Linked DNA regions of Homo sapiens: all the other regions are linked to region 1. The links are chromatin loops, found by intact Hi-C in ENCODE. Cell type or tissue: sigmoid colon. All regions are shown on one strand. Links, peaks and the distances in the headings refer to the core of each region. The heading gives the core; the rest is flanking DNA. Region 1 overlaps LOC124906127 (a long non-coding RNA gene). Region 2 has its middle 99 kb from the start of COL6A3. Region 3 overlaps LOC105373954 (a long non-coding RNA gene).

Region 1 (10,677 bases), core at 1,026-9,025:
GTGTCAGCTGCGGCTGAAGTCGGCCCCAACCAGGTCAGCTGGCAATGGGAGATAAAGGCTCATCACCCTAGCTGGCTACAGAAGTCCAGGGCCAATGGCAACCAGAGAGGAAACTGCTCTGGCACAAGACTTCCAAGTCCTTGCTCCTGCTGACTAATTGCAGTTCCCACCTTGCACATCAAATTGCATTAAATATACCAAAAAGAGAGGTCAAGAATTTTTGAAGCTGCTTATTCTTTTACCTGAGATGAATTTCCCTTTGTAAGGCTAAAAGAAGCATTGAAAACTCATCAGTTTTGGCAAATGGAACGATGGCAAACAACCCATTCGGGAAATTTGAACCTGTGTGAAACAGAGCTCTTTCAAGAAACAAAAGAAAACTTACAGAAAAGAAATCAAGGTTAAGAAATTTGAACTGTATATTCTAAAAGAGATTTGAGGAGATAATATTCTTTCTTCATGACTGTTGCACTGATGCAATCTGAAAAAAAAAGAGAATTCTTAAAGTATTACATACCCAACTAAACTACCAATAAAGGAGGAAGGCAAAATAAAGACCTGTTAACAGTCAAAAAATCAGAATATTGTCTTCTATATGTAAATCATGAGGAGAGGAAAATGTGATTAGCAAAAATTCCTGCAAAAAAAAAAAAAAAAGAGGAAGCTAGGGAAAAGGAAGATATCAAATTCAAGAATCAATGGAGATAAATCAAAAATGCAATGAAAAGAAACTCCAGCATATAAGCATTAAGATGAACGACATATGAAGAGTAAAAAAACAACCCACAGGATGGGAAAGGATATTTGCATTCCATATATCTGACAAAAAAAATGATCAAGAACTTATGTAGAGCTCTGAAGAATCAATAATAATAAAATGCTAGAAACCAATCCAAAGGTAAAATGGGCAAGAGATTTTACAAAAGAGAGTGTCCAATGGCAATAAACATTTGAAAAGATGCTCCAATTTATTAGCTGTTAGAGTGGTGCGAATGAAAATCATTGTGATGTTACACTGTACATCCCTCAGAATGAATAAAATTTAAAAAACAAAATAGACAATACTAAATGTTGACAAGGATGTAGACCAAGTGTAACTTTCATCCACTGCTCATGAGAATGTAGATTGGTAAACCCACTTTGGAAAACTTCCATAGTGGGATGGCAACCCTTAGATCAAGGATTTGGAATCCCAGATCTGGCCTCTTCCTGCTGTTTAACAGAAATGTATTCTGGTGCTCTGTGCCTTGGGAACAGCTCTGTGAGAAGTTTGGCTTAGTGTCAGTCGGGTTCTTGGGAGGAAAAAGATGGCACACACAGGCTCTGCCTCCCTGGCAGCCCCATATGGGCCAAGCCTACAGCTGAAATCCCATTCCATGTCCTTGGCCTTTGTCCTTCTCGCCACCACTCAGGGAATTTGCGTTTCCTGTAGAGTTGCAACGTCACTCTCTACTGGACTGGAGGTTCTGCTTCCACTAGAGGGCAGTGTAAGAGTTCCACCCAAGTTGAGACTCCCGTCATTTTGGGTTCCTCATGCCAGCCAACCAACAGACAAAGAAAGGAACTGCCCTAGTGATATTTTGAGCCAGATAATTCTTTGTGGCAGGGTCTGTCCTGCACACTCAGCAGCATCCCTGGCCTCTACCCTCTAGATACCAGTAGCACCCTCCACCTCCAACTGGGACAACCTAAAATGTCTCCAAAAATTGCTAAATGTCCCTTGGAGGACAAAATTGCTTCTAGTTGAGAACCACTGATTTAAAGACATTGTCCCCAATGGTGGACAGATCACAAGGCTTTGGACAAATAAACTCTAGTTATGATATTGCAGAGTTTCGTTGGATCTGTTCTATAATAAGGGGCTGAGCAACAGTGAGGGCAGGCAAAATGAGGATTTCAGATCGACCTTCCCATAACTGCTTCCATAGCCCAAGGCTATTTCACCAGATAAGCTTTGGGTCATGCTTTAGTGCTAAAGGTAGTTTTTCCTGTAAAATTTATGAAAAAGATAAAGCTATATATTTTCTTAATACTTTAAATATATTTGAAACCACTTGGTATTAGGGAAAGAGAATGTACTAGAATCTGACAGGGGGAGTTTAGAATCCTGGCTGCACTGTTCCCCAGCTGTGTGAGGTCGAGTTCCTGACTTCTAGGGGTGGGGACAGGGGTGGAGGCAGCTTCCTCCGCCTGTAAAAGAATACCTAAGCAGTGGGCTTCTTGGAGGACTCAATGACAGAACACTTGGAAGCATTCAGTAATGCCTTCACTAAACACCTTTTCCTAGTTTAGGGTGTAGGGTTTCTTCTTGCCCTCTGTTCTTCATTTTGTGTGTCCATCTCTCTGCCTTACCATGGTAGATGAGACACATAACCTCCCAGGCAATGAAATCATTAGTCCTCCTGACCAAGGCAGAAATGACAGCTTCACCCAACTGGAAAATAGAACTTGAGACTTTTATAAACATCTCCGGAATTAACAAGGAATAACCCCTGACAAACAAGTAGGTGTGGTCCCCTGAAAAAAAAGACGGTTTTGTGGAGTCTCACAACCCACTCGGACCAGCCTGGCAGAGGAGGCAGGGCTGAGGGTGGGGAGGGGAGCAGGGCCAAGGTGACCACTGATTCTGTAGAACTGATGGAAATTGGGAGCCGGGTGAAACAGTCTTGTTTCAAAGCCTCTCCCTGAGAAAGCAGTTTGGGAGAAGGTAGAGGAAACAGAAGGAAGCATGTGTGTGTGCATACACACATGTACACATGCACACAGACATACACACACACAGACTCTCACAAAGACACACACATGCTAACACATCTGTTCATACTCTCACACGTGCACACAGGCACCCATACTCACACTCATGTACGTAGGCTCTTACACAAAAATTCTCACTGATTTTCACGCACACTTGCTCACGCAGACCCTTTGACACCCATATACATGCATACATATCTGCACACATAAATGCACATATGCACACACACACTCATATGTACACATACACCCATCACTCTCACAAACTTTCATGCACTCATATCACACAAGCATGTTCACTCACACTCACACACATCACACACATTTGCATGCACTCACATACTTGTGCACACATCACACACAGACATGCATTCACACACATCACATGCACTCAGAATCATACACTCACAGACTCACACTCGTGCATTCGCTCACACATCACATGCACACTTAGACTCATGCACTCACACACACAAACATCACATGCACAGACTTACAAGCACACACTGACATTCGCACATCATATGCACAGACTCATGCACTCACACACTTGCATATCACATGCACATGCAAAGACTCACATTCACTCACTTGTTCACATATCACATGCACACTCAAACACACATGCACACAATTACACTCACATCATATGCACACTCAGACTCACATGCACTCACACTGGCCCACACACATCACATGCACACTCAGACTCGTGTCTTCACACACTTGCTTACACTTACAAACATCACATGCACACTCAGGAACTCACACAAACACATCACATGCACACAGACTCACATGCACTCACAAACTAGCTTACACACAAACATTGCATGCACACTCAGACTCACAGGCACTCACTGACACTTGCACATCACATGCACACTCAGACTCACATGGGCTCCCACACACTTGCACATCACAGGCACATGCAGACTCACGTGCACACACACTCATTCACACAAATCACAGGCACACACGTGCTCACACAATTACACTCACATATCACATGCACACTCACAGACTCATGCATTCACAATCACTGACACATCACATGCACATTCACTCATGCACTCATACACTTGCTTACATTCACAAACCACTCACGTTCACGAACATGCACTCAGAAACTTGCTTACACTTACAAACATCACACTCAGACTCACATGCACTCATTTAAACTCACACAACACATGCACACTCAGACGTACATGCAGTCACTTACATACACATCACATATACACGAACACTCATGCATGCACACACTTGCTCACACACACACTGAAACATTTGCTTACATCAAACACACTGAGACTCACATGCACTTGCTCACACACATCACATGCACACTGACTCATGTACTCAAACGTGCTTACACTCACATCACCTGCAGACTCGTGCACTCATGCTCACTTACACACATGCCACACACACAATTCACACTTGCTCACACATATCACATGCAGTCACAGACTCATGTGCAGTCACAGAATTACTCATGCACATTACATGCACAGACTCACATGCACTCACACACTCACTAAAACACATCACACGCAGGCATGCACTCACACACACATCACATGCACATACAGACTCATGCACTCACACACACACTGCATGCACAGACACATGCACTCACTGTCGCTTACACTCACACACCACAGACTCATGCACTCACAGACACATCACATGCACACCCACATGCACTCACACTCGCTTACATATATCACATGCACACACACACACACTCAGATGCACATGCACTCAGTTATACACACACATCACATGCACACTGACATGCACTCACCCACTCATACACATCACACACACTGACTCACATGTGCTCACAAACTTACTTATACATCACACCCACACTCAGACACATGCACTCGCTAGCTCACACACATCACAGACCCACATGTACTCACACACACAGATCACATTGACAGACTCACATGCACTCACATGCTTGCTCACACATATCACATGCACACTCAGATGCACATACTCACTTGTTTACACTCACACACACCCTCAGACTCACATGCACTCACACACACATCACATGCACTCACACACATAGATTACTTGCACACTCAGAAACGCACTCAGACATCACATGCACATTCAGACATGCATGCACTCAGTCACACCCAAACACATCACACACACTCAGACTCATGCACTCACACTCGCTTACCCTCACATCACATGCACACTCAGACACATGCACTGAGAAACTTGCTTACACTCACATCACACACACTCGGACTCACATGCACTCACACTTGCACATCACATGCAGACTCATGCGCTTACACACATCACACAGACTCGCACTCACACTCGGTCACATCACACAGACACATGCACTCAAAAACTTGCTTACACACATCATATGCACACTCAGACTCGTACTCATGCTTGCTTACACGTACAAGCCACATGCATTCACACATGCTCTCGCTCACACATCACACAGACACATGCACTCACAAATTTGCTTACACTCACAAAAATCACACACACAGACTCCCATGCACTCACATGCATCACATGCACACTCAGACACATGCACTCACACACTCATCACATGCACAGACACATGCACTCATGCTCACACATCACCTGCACAGTCACATACTCATGCACTCACACACATGCATCACACACATGCATTCACAAACTTCCTCACACACCACATGCACACTCAGACTCACATGCACTCACATTCGCTTACACACAATCACACCCACTCAGATTCACATATACTCACACATTTGTTCACACATGCCATGCACACTCACATGCACTCACACTTATCACACACAGCTCACATATATTCACACTCACCTCACACGCACCCTCACGCTCACTCTCACAAATATCACACACACGCACTCACACACTTGCTCAGAGACTCACATGCACTCAAAAATTTGCTTACACTCACAAATGTCACACACTCATGCACTCACACTCATCACACACGTGCTCACAAACTTGCTTACACCCACACATACATACACTCACACATTTGTTCACACAAATCACACAGACTCATGCACTCATACTTGCTCACACACATCACACTCAGACTCACATGCACTCACACACACACATCACACGCACACTCACAGACTCACATGCACTCACTCGCTTACAGCCTCCTCAGCTTTCATCCCTGAGGACGCCACCCCTGCTGCCCTGTGACTCAGAGGCTCACAAGGAAGAGGCACCACATGACGGATCTGGCAAGGTCCCTCCCCCTCCCGCCACCCCATGCTGAATGAATCACAGCCTCCTGTTTATTTAACCACTTCAAGAAGCTGGGTTTCTTCCAGGGGCTTTCTTAGGCAGCAGGGGGCATGCAGGGGAAAGGGGTGGAAAGAAAGCAGGGCCCTCTCTACTAGTGATGTAGAGAGGGGAATGCAGGGAGGGCGTGCAAGGAGCGTCCGTGGGGAGCTGGTGTCCCCATGTTGTGCGTGGGCCTTGGGCATACAGGGCCCATGTCGCAGCCCTCAGGGTCCCGATGGGGCCTCCTACATCCAGGACTGGAGAGGGGCTGCCACTTACACAGGAGTGTGAAGCTGCACTAGACTAGGGTCCTGGCCCCAAAGAAAACAAGAAGCTGGTTCAAGCCTGGTGCCAACACAAACCCTTTATCTGCCCTAAAAGTGAAGCTGAGGCCACCAGGCTTTCAGGTGGGCTTCAGCAGCCCCCAATGCTGATTCACACCTGCACCAGGCCTGCTGAGGGGGCTGCTGTCCCAGAGAAGGTGCGGCTTCGGGTTGTGCTTTAGTGCACAGACAGCAAGGGTACAACAGGAAGAAAAGACGCTGTAGGGAGAGAAAGAAGACAGGGGAGGGAAAGAAGATTTGATCCATGATTTCTGCCATGCAGTCAGTGCTTCCATACACAGATGTGTGCACACGTATATGTACGTAGGTCTTGATTTATTTGAGTATGAGCACATTTAGAATTTGGATGACACCAGAGTGGCTCAAGGCTTGCACTCCAAACTTGAAAGAAACAAATCTTTTTCTGTGCTAGAAAAATTTAGCCAATTAAACAAAAACACCAGTTCTATCTTTTTTTCTTGTAATGCTGAAGAAATCCATTTTGAGACTTGGGCATTTTTAATTTTCAATTTTCCCAAGTGCAGCAAATTTCTTTTCAGGGATTGACATTAAGGATATGTGGAGTGTCAAAATTCACATACGCAATGGTTCTTCAATTCTATTATGAAGTTAGAAAACAGATGAAGTACTTAGTGCCCCTCCCAATATTTGTCTAGACCAAACTAGACACAAAAAATGACAACAAAATAATTCAATTAACCAATACTTTTGAACAATGGAAAAACCTTCAGTTATTTGTGTTTTTAATTACAGGATGGATTTGTAAATGCCAAAGGTTCTGAATGTATTTTGAAGTTAATTCAATGATTAGTTTCTCCAATAAAACTTTTGCTCCCCTGGCAGACAGGAGCACAAGGAGAAAGAGGACCCTCGCCTTAGGGGTGACAAATGCTGGCATCTACGCACAGCCATTTGCTCTCATTGTCCCTGAGTTCTGGTTTCTCTTACCAATGTTTGCACATCCGAGTTACAGAGAGAAAGAAAGGAAAGCGCTGTAGCAGGAGCCGGGCTGTGATTTAGGCAGATCATATTCAGGTTGGTGTTAGCCAAATTCCATAACACGCAGACCCCTGGAGATAGGAAAAGGAGCACAGATTCCCTGAACAACTGATTCAACACACCAGCTCTGTTTGTAAAGCATTTCTATGCCCATAAACAGACCTGTGGATCTAGCATCCCAGCACTTTTACTTAGATGGAAAAAGTCTATGCTCTCATTCCAAGCAGGCACCTCCCTTCTTTCCTGTCCTCTGAGAAGACACACAGACAAGGGTGCTGGGGTTACAGCACAGGAGAGGTCGGAGGGTGCGTGGCTGGCACGTAACCGTCAGTGACTCTGAAAGGATATCTCCTGTCCGAGCCTTCAGCCTTGCCAATGTGCATGGGGCAAGCCCAGGGACTCTGCCAGCCCCTGGTGAGGGTCTGTGGAGACAGGGCCAAGAAACGGCTAGAACAGCCTCTCAGCCTGGCTGCTGAGCCTTGGTACGAGCAAATGTAAGGGGCGTGTGGCTGGTCCTGTCAGGTCAGCAGCCAGGGGACTCCAGGAGCCTTCCACAGCCAGGGCAAGCAGCTGCCCAAAGCAGAAGACACAGAACAGCCTGCAAGTCTCCTCAGCAGGCAGAAAAGTTGCTCATGGGCCTCTTAGCAAAAGAGAAGATGCTCACCAAATGTGCTGTTTTGGCTGAAGATATGAAAGCAAACCCAGTGTACCTTTGGAGGGAGAATATAGCTTCATGTAAATAGCCAGTAGCTTTCTAAATGTGCTCTCCAGAGCTCTGGGTTTCCTGAAAGTCCAGGAACGAGGCAGGAGCTTGGAGGAAATGTTCTTTGGTTTTCTATGCATGCATTGGTCTCTGAAGGGGCAGAGCAGCTCTGTGGCGCTGGACCCAAGACCTTTGGACCGTGGGTGGGGAGCGCCTGAAAAACAATAGCACGGAGCTGGGCAGAGCTCCCCTGGCCCAGCCGCTGTCTCAGGTTGAACATCTGAGACCTTGTGAAATGTTTGTAGGTAGCCAGATGGCCTTTGAAAGGATCTGGAGAAAAGGTCCCTTACATCAGTGTAAGGTAAACTCTGGGATGTATTTTTCTACCATTATCCCTGAACTCTCAACAAAATTGTATTAAAATATGTAGACTGGTTTCTGCTGTACTATGTTGGATTTGGGAAACAGGAGATGAGGTAGATCAATGTATCTGCCAAGGCCAGGGTGACGGCAGGACCAATGTCACTGAGAGAGCACAGCTTCACAGAGGAGCATGGTTTCATGTCAGGACAGCAGGGTAGCAGGTGATGCTCCAGACACCACTGGGAGACCTCTGTCAGGGGTGCTGTGCTTACAGCAGGCTGGCTTAGTTAGAGCAGTTCAAGGTAGCTCTGGCGGCAAGAGTGATCTGTTATATACAAAATGCGTAGAGATGGAAGGGCAATTAAGATTAAGATGATGACAGGCAAGACAGTTCAGATAGTGATTCTTTTGCTTTAAAGACATTGAAAACAATGGGTTTCCTTTCTAGATATCTTTCTTCCTACTCTAAGTTAAACACCAAAGAACAAATTCAACTGGAGAAGTGCGCCATCAAAGCATGCCTGTCTCTTTTCAGACGTCTGGAACTGGTTGGGGAATCAGGGCTCTGGGGGAGTATGGATGGAAAATCATGCGAGGAGTCATCGGGTGTCTGAGGCTGTTTTTCTAAAACCATAAAGACTTGGGTTCCCAAAGATGGTTTTGGAAGTTGAAGTATAAACCAGCCAAGGCTGTTAGAAGCCATGCTTCAGAGACTAGAAGACACTGTAATTTTTCTGCATCATTTTATAAACACATGCACATTGATTTTTAGGTCTGTCATACACACAGTGGGAGTCAGAGGACCTGATGTCCCCACACCAGAAAGCCAACTTTTCCCACTCTGAATGTCCCCGCATTCTCAGGAACAAACCTGCAGCAATGACCCCGAATGGTTTATCTCAGAGGTTTATTTTGGAACCTGAAGACCAGAAACTAGTTCAGTCCCTGCTCATCTTTCTCGCCCCGAAACCCTCTCCAGAGGAAGAAGAGCCCCCACTCATGTCATCCCCGCACACTGAGGGAGGCTGCGTTGGGCCCATCCCTCCAAGATCCACTCCACCCGTGTGGACTCCTCCAGGAATATTCTTCACAAGAGCAGTAGCTGCTCCTGGGAGTGCATTTTCTCTCAGATGTACCAGTGAGGGTCACCTGCATGAGTGGAAGCAAGACCATGAGATGCAGAGGAGGCAACCAAAGGGCTGCCCTTTTTCTGCACTGGCTCCCTGGGCAGCCTGTGGTGCAGCCCTGCCCTCAGCGGCAGCTCTGAGACATCGGACATTGCCTCTGTCACTTTACAGAGTACAGACTGATTATAGTTCAGGACTTCTCCCTTCTCTCCAATGCAAACAACACACAGAAAAAACGAACGGACTTGCTATTAAGTAAGAAGGAGGGGCACAGATGTAGCTCCCAGAATCAAAGAAAGGGATCTGCATGAGCTTCCAGTGCTGCTGTAACAGCTACTACAAATGCAGTAGCTTGACAATATCACATTTATTTGCTTAAAGTTCTAAAGGGCAGAATTCAAAAATGAGTCTCACTGGGCTAAAGTCAAGGTGTCAGCAGGGACATTTCCTTCTGGAGGCTTCAGCGGAGAATCAGCTTCTTTATCTAGCATGGTTTCGAGAGGATGCCTGCATTCCTTGGCCCATGGCCCCTTTTCTGTCTTCAAAGTGCATTGCTCTGACCTCTACTCCGCTCCCATCATCACGTGGCATTCTCATTTCTCTCTATCTCCTCCTGCCACCTCTCATAAAGAACTCTGTGATTATGCAGATGACCCATGTGGATAGCCCAGGGTCTTCCTTTTTTTAAGACCCTATCCTAGTCCATTTGTGCTGCTGTAACAAAATGCCACAAACTAGGTAATTTATAAATAATAGAAATGTATTTCTCACAGTTTTGAAGACTGGGAAGTCCAAGATCAAGGTGCTGGCAGATTCAGTGTCTGGTAAGAACTTCCTCTTTGCTTCTAAGATGGCATCTTGCTTCTGTATTCTCACTTGGCAGATGGTGGAAGGGAAAGAGGGACGAACACTGTGTCCTCAAGTGGCAGAAGAGATGGAAAGGCACTTTTGTAAGGGCACAGACCCATTCATGAGGGGCTCTGCTCCATGACTTAATCACCTCCTAAAGACCCCATCTGTTAATGTTGCCACATTGGTGATTAAGCTTCAACATATGACTGTTGAGGGGGCACATTCAGGCCATGGC
Region 2 (10,677 bases), core at 989-8,988, 190 kb before region 1:
CATGCAGAGCCAGTTCAGAAATCCTTTTCCGTGGTATTCCCTAGTCTTCCACCCAACTTTATGGTGGGTATAAATCTGCTAAAGACCAAAACACCAAAGAAGTAGTATTTTGGAATCTAGTAGTCAAAGCTTGAAGGCATTTGGTCATGAGTGATGGGAAAAGGCCAGTGATTCAAGGGCCTCTGTGCATGATGGTGACACCACCCAAGTATCGCTCAACCTGGAAAACTGATATTGTTTTCCTGCCTATGTCAGATGTCTCTGTGAAAACCATGCTGCTGTTGCAAAAAGTCATCTAAGAGAAGGCATTTGGGCATCTGCAAAGGGAGCTAGCTATGCATGTTTGATTTCAAGAGACTAGTAAATTCCCAGCATTTACATGAATTTTATAAGAGATGTTAGAAACAGAAATAGCACAATAAAAAGAAATTGTCAGAACTTGTATATCTGGGAAAGAATATTTGTTTTGAAAGACCCCATTTAAAACAGTTACATTTGATAGGAGTTGTAGTTGAAGAAGCTGACTGGTCATTCATAAACCAGTCTTATGTTGAGTTCCCCGAAAGCAGATCCTGACCAAGTTTTGGCTGCAGTCATTTGTTTCGGAAGGTGTGTGGGAAGCACAAATGAGGCCACTGAGAAGCAAGACAAAGAAGTTGGCAAGTCAAGGGATGGTGCATTAACTAAAAGCATGTTACCCTTGAGAGCAACTGGGGCTCAGTCTCCCTGGAAACCCACTGAGAAAGTGGGGAGAATGCTACGAGGAACAGAAAGCTGGACGTTTATGGACTGACCCTCATCTCTCTTTGGTTGGAGGTTGTAGTAGTCACCATTATCTAGAGGGACAGGACTAATAGGATAGACATATATATGAAAGGGAGTTTATTAAGGAGTATTGACTTACACGATCACAAGATGAAGTCCCACAATAGGCCGTCTGCAAGCTGAGGAGCAAGGAAGCCAGTCTGAGTCCCAAAACCTCAAAAGTGGGGAAGCTGGCAGTGCAGTCTTCAGTGTGTGACCGAAGGCCCGAGAGCCCCTGGCAAACCATTGGTGTAAGTCCAAGAGTCCAAAAGCCGACGAACTTGGAGTCTGATGTATCAGGGCAGGAAGCATCCAGCACGGGAGAAAGACGAAGGCGGGAAGACTCAGCCAGTCTAGTCCTTCCACGTTTTTCTGCCTGCTTTTTTCTGGCTGCACTGGCATCAGATTAGATAGTGCCCAAACAGACTGAGGTGGGTCTGCCTCTCCCAGTCCACTGACTCAAATGTTAATCTCCCTTGGCAACACCCTCACAGACACACCCAGGAACAATACTTTGTATCCTTCAATCCGGTCAAGTTGACACTCACAGGGGTTGACCTGGGGGCGTTACACGCCAGCATTTTGAGGCTGCCCTGCACACACTGTTGCTAGAAAAGTAAAGCAGAGAAGAAGAGGGATGTGGGCCACTGAGGTGGAGTGCTGTCAGCACACCTGGAAGCAGCCAGCACAGCTGCAGGGGAGCACAGAGGCGGGCCGAGGAGCAAGGTATAAACAGCATCAGCAATCAGCCAGTTTGAACATGAACCTATAGAAATTGAAGTGTCTTTAACATGAAGTTGATTAGAGAGGGTTGCCTAGATGAGGATGATAATAGAGACATATTGTCCACTCCTGATTACTCTGATGGAAAGAAATGAGGTGATTTATGGATTAAGCACAGCTTCTGAGCTCTTAAACTGTAGCCCACGGTATGCCCAGCCCTCTACCAGATGGGGGTCAGCAAACTTCTGGTAAAGGACCCCACCAGCGTCCAGTGGTTTTGGGGCTCCAGCAAGAGCCATCGAGCCTGTGCTGTGTCTGTGAATTTCAGTGGTGGCTCGGGCTGCCCAACTCCCTTGTTCCTTTCCATTTGTGGAACTGAACCTGATTTGCTAGCCTTCCCATTGTTGCTATAAACTACTCAATATTTTTCCAATAATTCAATTTTCTTCATATGTTAACCAGAGTAAGTTTCTGTCCCTTGCTGCCTAGAGCCTGGACAGGTACACAGTCTTTCATTCAATCACTTATTCAACAAACATTTGCTGAGCACCTAACATGTGTCAGGTATTAGACAAGGCACTGGGGATGCAGGGGTGGGGTGGACAGCACACATGTCTTCCTCTTGTGTTCCTTACACGGCAAGGGAAGTAGGTGGCAAACACACAAAACCCTCGGTAAATAAGGACGTGTGAGCTGCAGTGGAGGCTGTCTGATGAGGTACTGCATGTTTAAGGCAAGCCTTTCTGAAGAGTTGATTTATGAGCTAAAAAAAAAAAAAAAAAAAAAAAACCAAGAGAGGCCAGCACGGTGGTTCACGTCTGTAATCCCAGCACCAAGGGAGACCGAGGCAGGTGGATCACTTAGGAGTTCAGGACCAGCCTAGCCAACATGGTGAAACCTCTCTACTAAAAATACAACAACAACAACAAAATTAGCTGGGCATGGTGGCACATGCTTGTAATCCTAGCTAGTAGGGAGGCTGAGGCAGGAGAATTGCTTGAACCTGGGAGACAGAGGTTGCAGTGAGCCGAGATCGCACCACTGCACTCCAGCCTGGTAACAGAACAAGACTCTGTCTCAAGAAACAAAAAACAAACAACAAAAAATCCCAAGACAGCCACCTTTGGGAAGACCTGAAGGAAGATTCCAGATCCAGAGAGGGCCTGGATCTGAGATCCTGGGTAGAGAAATGACTGTGACATGTTTGAGAAACAGCAAGATGGCCAGTGTGGCTGGAGTCAAACAAATAAGCGGATAAATTTTTGGAGTTGAAGTCTGAGAGAGAATGGCCAAGTCAGGCCCCAAAACTCTTTCATAACTAACGAGTTGTGGATTGTACTTTAATGTGATGGAAAGCCATTGGGAGCTTTAAGCCGGGCAGTCCTGGGTGTGACATGTGATTCTTTGAGGAGGCGGGGTAGTCAATCAAAAATTCTGCCATGCGTATTAGAACTTAGGATGCTATTGAACTTTGAAGCGGTGATATGAGGAAGACAGTTGAAGTTCAGAGGAGAGGGTGGGGCTAAGGATATACATTCAGCAGTTTGGAAATATACCATATTCGAAGCCTAGATTTATGGTGCGATTTCATTGCTTGAGAGTATAGATGAAGAGGGACAGGGAGTCAGGAGAGGCCTGTCTGTGCCCTGGCGGTTAGAGGTTGAGCAGAGAAGACAGGCTTGGTGAAAGAGGCTGAGGAGGAGTGTTTGTAGAAATAAGAAGAGAATCAGTAGAGACAGGTGTCATGCAAGGACAGCGTTGGCAGAAGCTGTGTCAAAATGAACAGAGCAGTCACCTGTGCTGAATGCTGCTCATGGTTTAGAAAACAGAGAGCAGGAAGGAGAGAGTATTCTTGGGGCTGTGGTATGTAGTGAGTTAGGATGCTCTCAGCAGCCAGGAACTGAAACCCCATCTCGCATTGGCTTAGATCACGAAGTCACTGGTTGTCCCCATTTCACAGAAATCCAGAGCACAGGCTGTGGGAGGAGTCAAAGATGCCATCAAGGACCCAGGTTTTCCCATCTCTCTGGACTATTTTCAGCTTGGGCCCCACTCTTAGGCTAGTAACAAGTCTCATGTGGACACAATGATATTTAAAGGAAGAAGGAAGACCATCCTTTCTGTGGCTTTTCTCCAGAAAGCTCCCTGGCAGATGTCCCCTGGCAGTCCATTGGTTGGAAATGGGTTGCATGCCTCTAAGCCAATGTTGGGAATAAGAATAGAATCCGTGGATCACCTGAGGTCAGGAGTTTGAGACCAGCCTGGCCAACATTGTGAAATCCCGTCTACTAAAAATACAAAAATTAGCCATGCATGCGTGGTGGTGCATGCCTATAATCCCAGCTATTTGGGAGGCTGAGGCAGGAGAATCACTTGAACCCAGGAGGTGGAGATTGCAGTGAGCCCAGATCATGTCACTACACTCCAGCCTGGGTGACAGAGCAAGACTTCGTCAAAAAAACAAAAAACAAAAAACAAAAACAACCGGAACCCCTGTTAGGTTAATTAAGCCCACCCCTGTGGAGAGACGCGGGAACCTGAGGGCTGTGGTGGGGAGGATATGGGAGGACTGCGTTCATCACTGCTCCCGTATAAGTTCATGTGTATGCAGCCATGACACACAGTCATCAGTGACATTTAAGAGTCTGTAGTTCACCCTATATAGGCATAGGTATAGGCATCACCTTCCCTACTAACTCCCTTGACAGTTTCCAAAAGAGGCAAAACAACAGAAACAAAGCTTTCTAGTTTTTGTTTAAGGGAAGCACTTAAAGTAATAAGACTTAATGACACGTAAAGTCTATTGTGGTTTCCTCACTGTGGGACAGGAAAACTGGGTCCTTATGTGACTGTCAACCTGACTGCCTCAACTAGACATGACTTTGCTGACTGTCTAGATTTGAATGTTGGGGGTCTGTGCCCATCATCCTAACCACACTTTTTTCCTGTCTTCTTCATTTGCTGGTGGCCTTCATTAATTCCTGGGCCAGGTCTAATGCTTGTGACCTAAGACAGTGATTTGGAAAACAGTACGAAGATTGAGTACAAGTTTAGGGCTGTGCAGAAGGACCTCAAGAGTGTCTCTATCTTTGTTTTTCTGTGAGGCAAAAGAGGACTTTGGCAATAGATTGCCTGGCCCTTATCTATACACAATGAGTCGTTTGTTGAATTTCCCACCTCATGGGGCGGGGGAACGAATGCTACTCAGTGTAAGATGCAACTTCAGGATAAGAAAGATAAATATTAACCGTTTCCAGAAAAAACTTATGCGTGTTTAATGATATTCAGAATAAAGGTCTCAAATTAGAATATATTCTAATTCTGTTTTATTCTATTCTATTCTAGTCTGTTTTAGAATATATTCAGAAAACTGTTTCTTTCCACGAGGTTGCCCTGGGAGAAGCTTGAGCTGAGGCCTGAGTCTGCTTAACATCAGGCTGTAACCAGCTGGCCAAACAGCTTTGATTTGTGAAGTCAGTGTCTGAGGGGAATTTATATGAGTGGCTCTAGGGTCTCTGCCACAAATAAATCACACAGGGACCTCTTTTCCTGAGACGACCGGAATGCAATGGAACAATCGGCTCAAATCCCTGTACTTATTTGAATTTCAATATAAAAATCCATTTTCACCTACAGCACGTTCATAAGCAGATCTCTGTTAGTTCACTTGCCCCTGAAGAGCTCTCTAGGATGGAAATCCGTTCCTGTCCCAGGATCCATGCTCCTGTCCCTGTGGCCATGTGATCTGAATTTCTCTTGCCTTTTAAGGAAACAGGCTCTGCTGCTGGCCTTGGTTCAGCCGCTGCATTCCAGCCTGCACACATGGAACGCATTGCCTGCCACTGAGCAGGACAGCCTCGCCAGCGTGGCAGAGAGCAGCACTAAAAATAGCGGGGTGCAGCTCAGCAGGCTCTGCCGCGCAGCCTGGCTGTCTTCTGTGGAAGTGGAGGCACTGTCTGCGGAGCCTCATCAGGACTCAGCTGATTCCCTTGTTTGGCTGAAGTTGTTACTCAAACCCCAACCCAAATTAATTGTTGATGTACAGAGAAAGGGCACCATTCTGGAGCCTCTCGGGGTCACTCCCTTTGTGACCTCCCTGAGCACAAGGCTTAGGCCTCCTTAGGCTCCAGGAGCAGGAGTGGGATTCTCACTAGACAATTTCAAAGTGGGTTGAATGTGTGATAACAGGGGATGTATTGGCAGCCAGGGCAGCCACTGCGATGGTGGCTCAGAGACCCCCCTCAGCCTCAGTCCCTTGGGGTCCTTTTGGAGCTCACGGAGCATACTTGGTCTAGGTGGAGTCACAGTCTTGTGTCTTCAAGGGCTGGGTGGGTCTCTTGGGCAGAGGAGGAGCAAAGCACTAGGGACTGCTGGGGCTTGAGGCAAATAAGGAAGAGGTGTCCATTCTAAAGGCATTGGGGTTTGAAGACTTGAATACACTCCTGCCAAATAAACGTCTTCTGGGCAACTCTGGCCCTTGAGCCACCAGCTTGCAATCTCTGGTTTAGAGGCACTGAGTTAAATGCACCTCTAAGTACATGTTTCTGTGTCTGGTCTTCTGTAGAGTGCTGCGCAAAGCTTCATCTGGCCTGGGAATGAATGCCCTTGCCCTTGACCAAAAGATCATTGAATGTGACCCCAACAGAAAGACTGTACAGATGACAGACCTAGGTTTTATAGTGAATGCATAGGTGTTTCGGCGTGAGAGTGGCCGGAGTTGTCTGAAGGTCCGGTTGTGTTAAGTAGCCTGTTTCTATGAAGAATAAGCAGAGTTCTTGACACAATGCAGATGCGCGTTCTGGATGTGCTGCTGAACCAGTGCCATGAGGAAAGAGGAGACCAAGCTTTATTAGGCACCAGATGCCGAGGAAGCTTCCATAAATGGAGAGCCTGAAGAAAGGAGCTTCTAGAAGGAATGCTTCAGACCAGGTCCTCCAGCTCCAACTGGCCTTGGAGATTTGGCCTATACTGGTCATCATCCTATCTGGTAATTAAAAAATCCAAGCAGATCCAAGAACAATCATGCTGGCACGGGCGTACGTGTAAGTTTTAATGTCTGGTAACCATTTTGGTGTGTAGTTAGCAAGCAATGGTCTGTGCTATGGGATGTGCATCCACAAGGATGAATGCATTAGAGTTTCTGTCTCTCTGGCCTAGCAGGGGAAACAGATGTATAAACAATGACTGCTGTGCAAAATGATAGGAGCTTTGATGAAGGCATGCGTGCCATCAAGAGACCCTCTGTGAACCACGCACTGTGAAAAGCAGTGGGGATAAGAAAATGAAAAATCTTGGCCCTTGCTCTTAAATAGCATTGAGAGACAGATGCACAGGCAAGTAAAGACAAGATAATATTTGTTCCAATTGAGGTGAGGGTGAAGCCTGGGAGTTGAGGAGAAACACATTCACGTCTACTCAACAGCACCTGGGGAGACTGAGTAGCAGGGCTGGCATTTCAGTAGGGCTGAAAGGATGAGACGTTTCTGCACGGTGAGTGCTTGTGCACGTGCAAACACTTGACGTCTCTGGAGAGAGGGGATTATTTAGGGGGCATGAGCTTTGTCATTGGGGCCCTTCCTGGGATAGTGGAGATCTGGCAGGGCTGATAGCTGACAAATAGGTCTTGAAGGGCCCTGTCTGTCATACAAAGGAGTTTATGTTTAAGACAGCACAGAGGGAGGAACATTGACTAAGTGTTTAAGGAAGCAGAGGACATGATTGCATTTCAGTATCCAGGACAATCTACTCTCCATTTTCCCTTATAATGAACTATTAGGTTTATGTCAAGTGGAGCAGGGAGGACGTGAACAGTCTAGAGAGAGAGATGTGAAGGCTTTCCTGAGGACTGTAGCCCTGGGCAAGGGAAGGGGTGGGGGATTGAAGAGATGGGAAGGAGACAATGAGGGGATCCGGGCTGGTGGCTGGCTGGATGTGTCTGGTGAGGAGAGGGCTGAGCGACAAGGGTGCCCAACTGTCTGGGTGCATGGTGGAACCGTTCTTGAGACAGGGAACACATGATGAGCTATGCAATGGTCAAGAAAATTAATGCATCCTGCTTTTGAGTCCTTATGGGGTACAAGCTAATTAGCCAGCAGTTAGATCTATTCATCCAAGCATGGCAAGGAAGCCTTGGATTCAAATGCTGTCACCCAGAGAGAATGTATAGTGAGCAAAGAGAGGCAAGGGCCACTGAGGAGCATCTGCCTTTCGGGATGGACACAGGGATGGGGCCTTCCGCAGGTTTCAAGGGGAATGGAAGAGAGGAAGAAGGAGGTGGGAGGGTGGATTCTGGAAACTGAGTGAGGGTGGGAGAGAACATCAAGGAGAAGAATGTGGCCAGCAGTGTCCAGTATTCGGCGGTCCTTCCTAATGAGATCACGGTTGTGTTTCTCGTGACTGAGTATGATTCTGCAGCTTGGTTTTCATAAACTCCTGATCTTTCATAGGTATGCGTGTACCACTGTCACGCCGTCTCATTTTCTTGGACACCTATGTCGTTTCTACTTTTTCACTCCACAGTGATGGCACACTTTTATCACAACATAGCGATGAGTAACATTTGCATAGCTATTTACCCAGTTCTCTTTTTGTTACTTCAGGACAAATTGCAAGAAATGAAATATGTGTGTCCAAGATGGCTCATGTTTTAAAGTCTTTTGGGATGCATCATCAAACTGCCCGCTAGAGAAGCTACACCAACTTATACGCCCACTAATGGTCTTTTATTGTATTGTATTGTATTTTATATTTTGTTTTTGTTTTTGAAACAGAGTCTCACCCTGCCATCCAGGCTAGAGTGCAGTGGTGTGATCTCAGCTCACTGCAACCTCTGCCTCCCAGGTTCAAGTGATTCTCGTGCCTCAGATTCCCGAGTAGCTGAGATTACAGATGCCCACCAGCATGCCCGGCTAATTTTTTGTATTTTTAGTAGAGACAGGGTTTTGCCATATTGGCCAGGCTGGTCGGTCTGGAACTCCTGGCCTCAGGTGATCCACCCACCTTAGCTTCCCAAAGTGCTGGGAATACAGCCGTGAGCCAATGCACCCAACCCACTAATGGTCTTTTAAATGTCTCATCTCTCATCTAAAAATATGTTCATTTTTACTAAATCTTTGTTGCTAATTTGATTTGTGAAATTGATGTTGCATTATTTTGATTGGTTAAAATTACTAGTGAAGTTAAAATTTTAAACAATTTATTCTAAACAACAACAGTGAAAACAAACAAACCAACCAACCAAACTAACAGCAACAGAAACAATAGCTCCTCTGGGATGGAGGGGATTGAGGGATTGAGCTCCATGCCTGGCTCACAGTGTCACGTTTAATTATTCCCACATTGATGGGAGCTTTGCATTTTGTAGATGGGCAACAGAGGCTCAGAGAGGTTTTGTAATTGCTCTTAGTCACACAGCTGCTTTTGAATTCAACCCAGTCTGAAAGTCAGACAAAGAGCTTGGGCCCCCTCTTTTTTTTTGTCTTTTCTTTTTCTTTTTCTTTTTTTTTTTTTTTTTTGAGATGGAGTCCCACTCTGTCACCCAGGCTGGAGTACAGTGGCGCAATCTAGGCTCACCACAACCCCTCCTCCCGGGTTCAAGCAATTCTCCCGCCTCAGCCTCCCGAGTAGCTGGGATTACAGTCACCTGCCACCATGCCTAGCTAATTTTTGTATTTTTAGTAGAGACGAGGTTTCATCATGCTGGCTAGGCTGGTCTGGAACTCCTGACCTCAGGTGATCCACCAGCCTCGGCCTCCCAAAGTGCTGGGATTACAGGTGTGAGCCACCGTGCCCAGACTGTTTTTCTTTTGGCCTATTTATTGTTCTACTTTAAATATTTCTTTACTGATTGAATTACTTTCACAAATATTGCTAATTTTAAAGTATTTATCATTTTCTTTTTATTTATATGGTTTTAAATTTTTCTGAACTCATACCTTTTAATTTTTTTTTTTCCTTACAAAGTTCATCTCTGCTGCTGTGCTTATAAATGCCATCTTTAATTCCAGGTTAAAAAACACTAGAGTGAATGCGGTTTGGGCGTCTGCTCAGCCCCTGGTTCCCCTTCTCTGAGAATGGCCCCCTGACATCCCGCCCCACTTCCCTAATAATGTGGGCTCCAGGAGCCAGGTTTTGCTCAATGAACCACAGCAGAGGACAACATCCGAGGGTTAACTCTGCTTTCTAGGAGCAAACTGAATCTCAATAGTTATATTAGGCAGTCGGGCTTAGGAGTGGCTGACGCTCAGAGATGTCAGGCTGTGACTCATACATGGATATCACAACCTGAAATTGAGAGGCAGCTCACCAGGGTTCCGCTGCCAGGGAAACCTCAGGTGGGGAGCTGAGGACCCAGGGCTCTCAGCACTCAGGTCATCCTTGGGTTCAAAAACCAGTGGGCCAACCGCAGCTCTAAGTGGCCTGCCAAGGAGAAAAAGAGAGGCTGCCAAATATCCCAAACATCAGGGCGCAGCACCACCATGGCGTAACAGCGCCCCTCACGGCGGGATGCCCAGACAGGAGCGTTTGCCCCTCTTACCTTGTGAGGGGCGTGGGAGAAGTGGCCATTGGTGTCCACCCAAGAGTTTAGGCTTCTTTTCTTTTTGTTAGGGTCTCGAAGAGTGCCTTATTTGGTTGAAACATGCAGGGACTAGGAGATCTAATAAGGCTGCTTGTGAGTTATACAAGCAGCCCAGAAGCTGTGCAGCAGAAGTCCTGGACTTACTGTGAGGTTGATGAAAAGGGAAGGGGAAGCGAGAGCAAAGCCATCTTCATTTCCCAAAACACTCCAGGTCTTATTCAGTCCCATGCGGGCCTTTAGTAGAAAGAGCAATGATAGTATATCATAAATTATAATGAATTCACTTTCTACATCATTTAGGTTGAAACCTTTTCTGTTACTTATAACCACATAGTAAACCATAAGAAATTGTCACCCATATTTTCTCCTAGTATTTTTAAATTTAAATTTTATTTAATTTTAAATTTAAATATCTGAGATGTGGATTTTTTTGGAGGGAGGTTTAATGTAGGAATTTTATTTTTTTTCCAAATTATCAATCAATTGTCCCAGCACCATCTGTTGGTATACTATCATATCATTTTGCTATAAATAGTATTTTGATATTAATTTCCAACATTTGTAGCTCTTAT
Region 3 (10,677 bases), core at 1,279-9,278, 160 kb before region 1:
TCTCTAGAAGTCATTCAAGCGGCAGAAAAAGCAGCCTGGTAATGAGTTGAGAGGCAGGAGAATGTGAGGGCTATGCATATGAATATTCTAGTTAAAATTGTATTTGAATCCAAACTCTGCCACTGGCTAACTTGGCAACCTTGGGGCTGTAACTAGAATAATGTCCCCATGAAGACATCCGCATGCGGATCCCTGGAATCTGTGAATATGGTACATTACATAGCAAAAAGGAATTGAGGTTTAATGAAATTAAATTTGCTAAACAGCAGAGAGATTTTTCTTGGATTATCTGGCAGGCCCCATGTAATAACATGGGCCCTTAAAGGTGGGAGAGGAGACAGATGAGAACAAGAGGGGCTCAGGGAGCAAGGTGTGAGGCTCAGAGAGAAGCAAACCCAGAGAGAGGCTCTGTTGCTGGCTCTGAAGGTGGAGGAAGGGGCAGTGAGGGAAGGAATGTGTCAGCCTCTAGAAGGAAAAGACACGGAGGAAACTCTCTCCTAGAGCTTCCAGGAAGAAGAGCAGTCCTGCTCCACCCTGATCCCCACTCATTGAGGCCATTCCAGACTTCTGACTTCCAAAACTGTAAAGTAGTAAATCTGTGCTATTTTAAGCACTAAGTTTGTGAAATTTGTTAACCGTCAAGAAAAAAAAAAAAAACTAATGCATTTGGGTTAGTTTGACCTTTGTGAGTCAGTTTTTACATGTGTAAAGTAGAGATAGAAATAATATCTACTTCCCAGGATTCTTGCAAGTAAAGTAACTAATACCCTATTTGACATATTATATATATTCAGTAAAAAGATAGTCATCATTATTTCTATCAAGACAGTTTTATTTGTGAGGTTCCCCTCAGCATCATTTAGCTGCCATAAAAAAACTGCAACAGCAATTAACATATTCCTCCCCCACCTTGTGGGACCTCCTAATACTTTGCTTTCTTTCCTTGAATAAGGAAACGTCACCACTAGGATAGAGATCCACAGCTACCTGACTCCTTCATTCCAATTTCTGGGGAAACACTGACTGGCCCAGCTGCCCAGTGTGGGTCAAATCCCAACTCACCCTAACCAGATTACTGCATGGATAACAGGAAAGGACAATCCTAGAGAAGTGATGCTGGTCAAGCTGTCTGGTCTAGTCTAGAGTCCACTGCTGGGCTGCCTAGTACACACATAGGTGTACACACTCACACACACACACACTCATGCACATATAGACAGACACACACACACACACACCAGTCATTGCATCTGGAGGTAATATCACGGAAACACACACACACACCAATCATTGCATCTGGAGGTAATATCACGGAGCGGCTGCAGCTGTCTACGTACAGGATGGTATATAGTACCAAAATGTAAAAACCAAAATGGTAAAAACCATTTCTCCCCAGACACAGTCTTGATACAGTCCAGATGTAGCTCCTTACAGCCTGCAACCTGGGCATAACTGTCCATCACATCTGGTGTGAACTGGTAGAGAAAAGCAAGGTGGAAATGTTACCCGCACTGTACATCGGTCGAAGGTCCCGAGCACAGGCTGTTTTCTTCTGGACAGAAAAAGTGACACACGCGTCCTTGTTGACATGTTGCCCTGGATGTGAACTGAACTCCTTAATAAGTCTGTCTGGTGGGCACAGCTTCTGCCTGATTGAATGACTTCTGTGTTCCAGTGTGCTTCTGGGCCAGGCTTAAGAGAGAAAAAGAAGTGTTTTCATGTGATGTGTATGTATTTGTGCGCTACTCATCTTGGAGAGTGATGGAAAAATCTCAAGACCCTCTTAGCTAAGCTTGGGAGTTTTCTGGTGACATAACTACCTTTAATATTACTAAAATTCCTTTCTCTTCTATGTGTGAAGAATACGTTTATAAGTTTTCAATGCCAGAATTGTTGGATAAGTATGATTTTTATTCACCATGACCCACTAAAGTAAACTGTCCAGAGCTTTGGGGCATTTTAATTTCTTTAGTTCTAAATTTAATAATCTGCAGGAGGTTTGTGTGGTGAAAAATAAACAGAAGTGAGAGTATAGTTGAATCTGTCCCTAACGTGCCCTGGACTGTAGTCCCAGCCTTCTCAGGCTACATTCAAATCAAATTTTCTTATGTCCATTTTTTCAACTTCATTTAACATGAACTTATTGAATGTCTACTACGTTTCAGGCATTGCTGTAGGCATTGTAAATATAACAAAACAGACAAGTTTCTGCTTTCAAGTAGCTTACCTTTTAGTGGAAGGACACTGAATAGAAAGGGCAAGCTGTTCAGCAAAATCCAGTCTCCTCTACTTTGGACACACACCAAAACTCTATTTCCCAATATTTCTTAAAGTTATGTATGATCAAATTACCAAGCCCTTTCCAACCCAACGAGCAAAAGTGATGTGTTCCGGACCTGGACAATGAACACCTCCATGTATATCCCTTCATGACTATTAGCTTCTGCTTACTGGATTCAGAAATGATGGAGCCACAGAATGGAAGGAGTGTGGATCCCTGAATGACTGCATGGAGGAGAACCAACCTGCCAACTTCAGTATCTACCTAGGACTACTAGGTGAGCAGGAAACAAAGCTTACTGTATTGAGACATTACATGCTTGAATCTATTTGGTATAACATCAGTTTAACCTACTCTGAATAATATACAGAGATGGGCAAAGAAATATATTCTGTGTTGAGTGGTGATAAGTCTAGGCATAAAAATATAGCAGAGCAGGAGAAGTGAGAGTAATGTGCATGTTCATGTGTGTTTGTGTTTTATAAATGGTGCTGAGGAAGACCTTCCTGGAAATAAATCATTTGAACAGACAATTGAAGGAAGCGAAGATATGAGTCAGCCCTGAAAATCTTAGGCAGAGGAGAGAGGTGCTGAAGATGAAGGAAGAACCCAGGTAGGAGCCCCACAAACACTAAGGCTCTGAGATGGCTGTGTTTGATTGGGGCCCAGTGGAGCTATTAATAGCATCCTGAATTCCTCTGACTCTTCCTAGAGAGCCTTATTCTAATGACAAGGATCTCTTATTTTACTTGTTGGTACTTCAACTTTAGCTTTAGAAATGGTTAAGTTTTGCAAATGGCCTATTTATCTGAAACTTAGCAGTATTATATTGCTGGAAATCAGGAGAAAGGACTTCCCTTAATAAATAATATACTTGCCCTGCTGTTATTTCTCTCCCCCTCTCTCTTTTTCTTTCATTTTTGCTTCCAGGCAGTAACCTTGGATCAAAGCTCGTATTCTCATTTAGATTCTTACTAAAGGCAGTAAGAGGCAGTCAACACATCTTGATTCTATGACATTTGCCAAAAAATATTCTAAAGCATTGGCCTCAGTAGGCTGTTGGTTTAACAGGAATTACCAGCTTTCTTCCCAGGATGGAGGAATCTTGAGAACTATCATCACCCTCCTCCCTGCAAATTCAGCCAATTCCATATGTTTGGGTCAGCTACTTGCAATTAATTTCTGATTTTTCTTAGTTATAAATATTTTGCCTACAAGTAATAGAAACCACTAAGCAATAGGGGAATGTTTTTGACAATTACTCAGTTAGCTTATGAATTTAAACATGAGATGCATAGACTAAACACCATCTGGGGCTGTTTTCCTGTATAAATAGATAAATAGGTAAGTTTCTGTTTATTCTTCATGCACTTGCTTCACCGTGATATATGCATCCAACTGGGACACAGTAAATGTGGCATAAATTATATTAAGGAAATCAAATCAATGAAAAGGATATTTGCAAACTAAGAGAAAGACTGAGGAAAGGAAGAGCAGGGTAGCAAGAACAACCAAGTTTTGAGACATGCGCTGGAGATAAGGAGGGGGTAACATTGATGTCAATGATATATAAAAAACGCACAAAACCTTTTGCATCACTGTTTTCACACTGCATGGGATAATTGTTGAGAATATTGCATACAAGTTAATGCCACTGGCTTTGGGGTCCAATTGGCTAGTGTTCTAGTGCCAGATTTGCCACTTACGGGCTGTGCATCACTGAGCAAATCACTTCACTTCATAGGGTTGTTGTAAGGATTCAAAATGCTTTAAAAATACATGCCAAGGACTAGAATTTAGTAAGCTTCTGATAAGCAATATATTTTAATTACAATATAGTTCAGAATCAATATCTCTATCCAATTATCCCTCATTGAATATCTGTCTTTTAACTGTCACTGTTCCTAAAGGCTTTGTATTCTCTTACTTCAACTCTAGGGAGTGGAGAGTTGATGAGGCTAGGAAGTAAGCTTGATATTTCCCTTTTTCTGAGCCTTAGTTTCATTTCTGTGAACCCACAGTGGGATTCACCAGCTCCCACGAATATTCCATTCATATTGCAGGTAGTGGGTCTGGACAATGAATTCTGGCCAAGGACAAAAGATGAGTGTTCTTTCTTGTTGAGTTCATAAAAAGCCATGCTATTTTCTTCAGTCTCTCTATGCAGGCCCCATGTTTTTGATGGTTTAGGTACAAAACTGTAGAGGCATAATCACCTTGATCCTTGAGTGACTGTGTGGAGTAGAGGCCTCTGCTGTCCTATATAGGACTGGTAATGTGAGTGAAAAAATAAATTTGGCTGGATTAACCTACTGAGATTTTGGAGTTGTTGGTTACTGCAGCACAACCTAGCCCCCTTTCCCAACCCACCCCAATAACATACCAGTTGGAAAATGATGGTGACAGATCAGCTGATCCTTCACATTCAAAGAAACTGCATTTCTACAAAATGCTGTAATTGACAAGAATGTCATTCCAACCCTTATGTACTACCACTGCAGTGTCACTCTTTGCAGGAAGATAAATTACTTAATGTGTCTCTTTTCTCCCAGCAGCTGGCATGGTGTTTATCACTGAATAAACATGGAAAATGGTCACTGAGTATTCTTTATATTAATTATTTCCCAAAAATATGACTCAGAAATTAGAACAGCACTCAGTGCCCTTTATCTTATTTTATGTTTCCATTTTCATCGTTAAATTCCTCTGAAGTCATTGGCATTATGACCATAGGAAAAATATCTGATTTACTCCGTTCTTAGGTAAAAACATTTTGACATTCATTTTATTTCTCTTATAAATCATTTAAGAGAAATCTATGCAAGTCACATGCTTCTGTGAAAAATGGAAAAATTAAAGTAGTTTTTGGAAACCTTAATGACACATAGAGGAATTTTTAAACTTCTTGGGAGTTTACTGTAAACACACGCAGTACAGCACTAAAACACATTGGAAGTACTAAGGAAAGAGACAGTTTGGAAATATTTGAAAATAGCTGTTACAGCTTCATTTGCTTAACTTTTGGAGCCTCAGTTTCCCCATCTGTGAAATGGAAATGATTTTACAGTTGAAGAAACGAAGAAGCAGTTGAATCAGCTGCTTGAGAGAGCAGAAGCTCTGGTGCCAGACTGGGTCCTTGTCAGAGGATCGTCATTTACTAGCAGATGGGCACGTTATTAGTAGTTATGTTTTCTGTGCCTCAGTTTCCTCATCTGTAAAATAAGGTTAATAGCACCTATAGTGTAGAGTTGCCGTGAGCATTCAGTTAACATTTCAAGTGTTACCTGGCACATAGCTATGATTATGTGTTAACTCCCTCTACTTCTGCAAAGTTTACTTAAAATATCAAATATCATATGTTCTTACCACAATATGTATGTACTTCCGAATTTCTCGCCACTTTTATTAGAATAAACTCTTATGTTTGACCCAGCTGTACGTTTGATACAGCTCATTTAAATGCCTTATCACAGTGAATTCCTCTCTTGTCTGCTTTTCAAAGATAAAAATGGGGAAAATGATCAACGTAGAAGATGGCAGCCAGACTTGAAACGACACAGAAGGGAAGCAGTTCTTCTGAAAAAGGAGACGTGCTGAGTAAACAGTCCCTGAAGTGCTCCTGGCTGGGCTCCAGATGAGTAATGATTTATGAACGGGAAATCTGGGTCGGCCGGGCTTCAGTCCCGCGGCGCAGGGAGATGGAAACCAGATGCGGAGGCTTCATCCAGAGGCCCAGGAGCGGCAGCAAGGAGGGGGTGAGGGTGCAGAGAGGGACACAGAACCACGAAGGGCACATGTGGCGCGGGGAACACACAGAGAGGGGAGGAGGAGAAGACAGAAAAGAGGAGGGAGAGGAGAGAATCAACCAAGCCGTCACTCTTGGAAATAAAACACCCTTCAGAGTTAACTCAGAAAACGTTTCCTCAGCCAGAAAACCTGGTGCTTCCTCAGAATATACGTTTTGTTTTCATCTACGTTCCCATGGAAACCAGCTAAAAAAGTTCAGACACATTTGTTGACTTCAACTACTTGGAGTACAGAGACCGTGTCTGTGTGTGTGTCTCAATATACACAACGTGTTTCCAAATATGTTTCAATGAAATGCTGGTTCTCTTCCAATTAAATCTCTGCGAGAGTTCAGTTTCCTAAAAGCTAAAAAGAATTGATTTTTAATGCAATTCTGCCAAAGAGAAGAAAATTTAAGTGTGTATTCTTCCTATTGCCAAACTGTCCAATACAAAGCAAATCAGACATCTAGAACAGGGATCAGCAAACTATGGCCAGTGGGCAAATTTTGGCCCACAAACTCTTTCTGTATAGTCCACAGGTTAAGAGTGGGTTATTTATTTATTTATTTTTGGTTGTTGTTGCTTTGCATTTTTTAAAAGTTGTAACAAAAAACGAGAAGATTATAAAACAGGATTGTGTGTGGCCCACAAAGCTGAAAATATTCACTCTCTGGTCCTTTACAGAAAAGTTTGCTAAGCCCCGATCTAGAATATGATGCTTTTGCCAGTGAAGCTGTTGTACATGATAACAGGTCAGCTGGGTAATAATTTCTATAAATGAAACGATTCTTAGAAATATTGATATAGACCCATAGAGTGCTTTGGTGTAAACACTCATTTGATCACTTCACGCTAAGCCACTGAGCTCCGCCCTCGAAGTGGGGAAAGCTGGCGAGTAGCACGCGGGGGTAGACGAGCTCTCCCTGGCCACGCCGAGGGGAAAGCACATGACGTTCTGGGTCTGTGCAGAGCTGCAGCGGCTCCCAAATACAGTGCTGGCACTCATCTCTCAAACCTCGTAAAGGAGCATGAGCAATGGACAGTGAAAAGTCACAGAAGAATGTATCCTGGGCTTTGGAGAGACCCAAAGAATAAGGCACTCATGGAGAAGCAACAGATTGTACCCTGGCTTTGATCAAAGTGACCCTGACCAAATAATGATGAGAATAATAAACAAAAACAATAGCTAATGGTGACTAAAATTTATTGGGTGTTTATGGTGTGCCAGGCATCATGCTGAGCACTTTCCTTGATTTACCTTATTTAATCCCCATAATGACCTTCTGAAAGCGGAGGAACAGACTCAGAGGTAAAACAACTCTTTCAGAGTGAAATAGCTGTTAAGAGGCAGAGCCATGGTCTGAGAACAGATTCTTTTTTTAAATTTTTTTAGAAAAATCTTTTATTAAACTCCCGTAATCTAGAAAAATAGACTTCTTTTTTTAATAATTAATAGACTTTATTCAGAATTCAGCATGTCCTTTTCCCATCTTATCATCAAATGCAGTGTACTACAATATATTTAATCTTTGTCTCTTTATTTAATTCCTATGGCAATTCCCCCCCACACTGTTTTATTTATTTATTTATTGTTTTATTATTATACTTCTTAAGCACTGCCTTGATGGCTTCTTGTTTAGAAAGACTCATGGGGAAGTGTTATCAATATAAATATGCAGGGTACAAATGGAATTGAAAAACAGGTCTTTATGACCCATATTTATCTCCCCTTTACTTTCAAACCCCACAATAATAAAAGTCCATGCACCGAGGTATCACAACATTTCATTCTCGATGTTATTTTCCATAGAGTCTGAACTGTGCGATATGAGGCCGACCTCGGCATTTGGAGCTCTTTGGAGGCCTCGTCTTCCTGGGTACTCTGATTTTGATATTTTCTGGCTTGTTCCTTGGTCCCTAGGTCAGCTGACTCTATAATATATCTTCACTTGATTCAGCTTGGAAATCAAATTGATGTATCAATATGTGCATTTTTCTTCTGAAACGGCTTCAGCATGATCAATGGTTCCTTATCAAATAAGGGTAACAAAGTCCAAACGTGCAGAGGCACCGCAGGGGAGAGTCACACTGTGCTTGAGTTGGGGCAGGTGTGGTCCCTTGGCCACAGCCATGAGACAGCTTGACACGCCAAGCTTTGCTCAAACAAGGAGGACGGGAGTCAGCTGGGGCAGTCAGGAGTCACGCTCTCTCTCTCTCTGAAATTTAGTTTACATGGTTTTTCATAAGGAGTCTCCTATAAATTCTTACCGTTGTGCTTATGTTGGTAATGTGTTGGAGTACTTTCAAGATCTTTGTCTTTGTTTTTAAGAAGTTCATGCATAACGTATTGAGGGGTGTTTTTCTGCCCCTCAGTGTTCATCTGTCTCGTTTCTGGTTCCGCAAGTTTCACAGATCTGTGATCTAACATCTTTCACTGTTTTGATAAATTCTTGTCCACTATCTCTTCAAATATTTCTGTTTCTTCTCTCTCTCTCTTTCCTTTCAGGAATCTCGATTACACTTATGTTTGACTTTTTGCTAATGTCCCATGGCTTTTCATTTCCTGCTCTATTTTTCCCTCTCTTTTATTCTCTTTGTGTTTTATTTTGGTGATTTCCATTGAGTCACCTGTAAGTTCAATGATTCATTGCCTGTGTTGAGTCTAGTGATAAGCCTGATAAAGGCTTTCTAATTTTTAATTTAAATTTTATTTATTTACAATAAATAAATAAATATTTGGGGGTACAAGTGGTTTTTGGTTACATGGATGAATTGCATAGTGGTGAAGTCTGAGCTTTTAACATACCCATCACCCAAATAGTGTACATTGTACCCAACAGGTGACTTTTCATCCCTTGCCTCACTCCCATCCTTTCCCTTCTGAGTCTTCAATGTCCATTTCACCACTCTGCTTGCCTTTGTGTGCCCATAGCTTAGCCCTGCCTTATGAATGAAAGCATGCAGTATTTGGTTTTCTGTTCCTGAGTTAGTTAAGATAATGGCCTCCAGTTGTATTCAAGTTGATGCAAAAGACATTCTTTCATTCTTTTTTATGGTTAAGTAGTATTCCATGGTGCATATATATACCACATTTGTTTTCTTCATAACTATTTTATTTCCAGCATTTCCATTGGATGCTTTTTTATAGTTTCCCTCTCTCTGCTGAAAGTTGTCATCTGCTCATGCATGTTGTCCACCTTTTCCACTAGTCTTTAATATATTAATCACTATTATTTTTAATTTTTTGTCTGATAGTATGGACGTCTGGCTATCTGTGAGTCTGGTTCTATTTCTGCCTCTTGGCAGTGGGTTATTTTTGTCTTGTTTTTTTTTTCTGTCTCATAATTTTTGATCTAATGCCAGACATCATGTATAGAACAGAAAAGTCTGAGGTCAATAGAATTTATTCCTTGAGATGAAAATACTTTTTCTTTTGATAAGCTGTTAGTGTGAAGTTTGAGTCAGTCTTGTCAGGAGTTAACCTACAAACTGATGTTGCTGTTGCTAGGGTTATCACCACCAGCTGTGCACCACCAGCTTCAAATTCTTCTAATGTCCCCCTGTGCTTTGACTGGGTGTTTCTCAATATTCTGCTCTGCTTTTACCTTCTGTGTGAGATTGATCCTGAGATGGGCTCTCTAACTATGGTTTTGGCCCTCTCTAAACTGCAATTGCTTATTTCTCAGTGCTTTCTAGCTTAATGGAGGAGGGGATGGGGGGTTCTCTGTCCTCTGTTGTGCCTCACTCTTAGGCAGACCCTATGTGCTTGGGTCTGGAGGAAGGGTCTCTTTCAGTGATCCTTCCCCTCCTCCTCATGGCAGCCAAGCCACCTTGTACCCTTTTCCAGCAGCCGGCAGCACCAACCAACATTGCTATAGAATCCTGGGCCCAGGACTCTTTTTGTTTGTTTGTTTTTGCAATGGAGTCTCACTCTGTCACCCGGGCTGGAGTGCCATGGCGCAATCTCAGCTCACTGCAACCTCCGCCTCCCAGGTTCAAGAGATTCTCCTGCCTCAGCCTCCTGAGTAGCTGGGATTACAGGCATCTGCCACCACACCCAGCTAATTTTTTGTATTTTTAGTAGAGATGGGGTTTCACCATGTTTGCCAGGCTGATCTTGACCTCCCAACCTCAGGTGATCCACCTGCCTCGGCCTCCCAAAGTGCTTGGATTACAGGCGTGAGCCACCACACCTGGTGTGGACTCTTTCTTGACCTTCCCCCATGGATAGATGAGTTTTCCTCTCACTCTTCCCAAATGTACAATGGGGTTTCACTTATGCCCTGGGGGAGTGACAGGGCTTTCTGCCTTTCCCAAAGGAGCCTGAGGCTTTTGTTCCATATGCTAGACCTTCCTCTGTCCCCACCCAAATCTCATCTTGAATTGTAGTCCCCATGTGTCATGGGAGGGACCCAGTGGGAAGTGATTGGATCATAGATTGGTTTCCCTCATGCTGTTCTCATGATAGTGAGTGAGTTCTTATGAGATCTGATAGTTTTATAAGTGTCTAGCATTTTCCCTGCTCTTACTCACTCTCTCTCCTGCTGCCTTGTGAAGAAGGTGCGCCTGCTTCACTTTCCACCATGATTGTAAGTTTCCTGAGGCCTC

What was found. Hi-C counts contacts between places; a loop is a spot of excess contacts. Peaks named below come from ENCODE experiments on the same cell type or tissue, not always from the same donor. Only the 100,000 strongest peaks of a DNase experiment are listed, where the experiment ranks them.
Region 2: a loop joins it to region 1, with 2.9 times the contacts of the local background. A loop is called at or near these places in 3 of 110 quality-filtered maps.
Region 3: a loop joins it to region 1, with 3 times the contacts of the local background. A loop is called at or near these places in 2 of 110 quality-filtered maps.

What each region holds. Positions count from the first base shown.
Region 1 is chr2:237,123,790-237,134,466 of GRCh38, reverse strand. LOC124906127 (a long non-coding RNA gene) reads left to right here. Exons shown (of 2, transcript XR_007088143.1): 2 at 1-659. Among named protein-coding and RNA genes, the nearest start is that of COPS8, 43 kb to the right of the region's middle. RefSeq lists enhancers at 5,806-6,365, 7,343-7,857, 7,858-8,373. In sigmoid colon, for the core only: no CTCF peak of the experiment used is centred there; DNase peaks (open chromatin) are centred at 5,996 and 7,768; H3K4me3 peaks cover 2,259 bases; H3K27ac peaks cover 1,275 bases.
Region 2 is chr2:237,310,044-237,320,720 of GRCh38, reverse strand. No RefSeq gene overlaps it. Among named protein-coding and RNA genes, the nearest start is that of COL6A3, 99 kb to the left of the region's middle. RefSeq lists enhancers at 4,891-5,491, 4,091-7,544. In sigmoid colon, for the core only: a CTCF peak has its summit at 5,492; DNase peaks (open chromatin) are centred at 4,970, 5,350 and 6,340; H3K27ac peaks cover 4,494 bases.
Region 3 is chr2:237,286,853-237,297,529 of GRCh38, reverse strand. LOC105373954 (a long non-coding RNA gene) reads left to right here. Exons shown (of 4, transcript XR_924039.3): 2 at 2,441-2,558; 3 at 2,782-2,894; 4 at 5,784-7,428. Among named protein-coding and RNA genes, the nearest start is that of COL6A3, 120 kb to the left of the region's middle. In sigmoid colon, for the core only: no CTCF peak of the experiment used is centred there; DNase peaks (open chromatin) are centred at 5,969, 7,009 and 8,229; H3K27ac peaks cover 1,740 bases.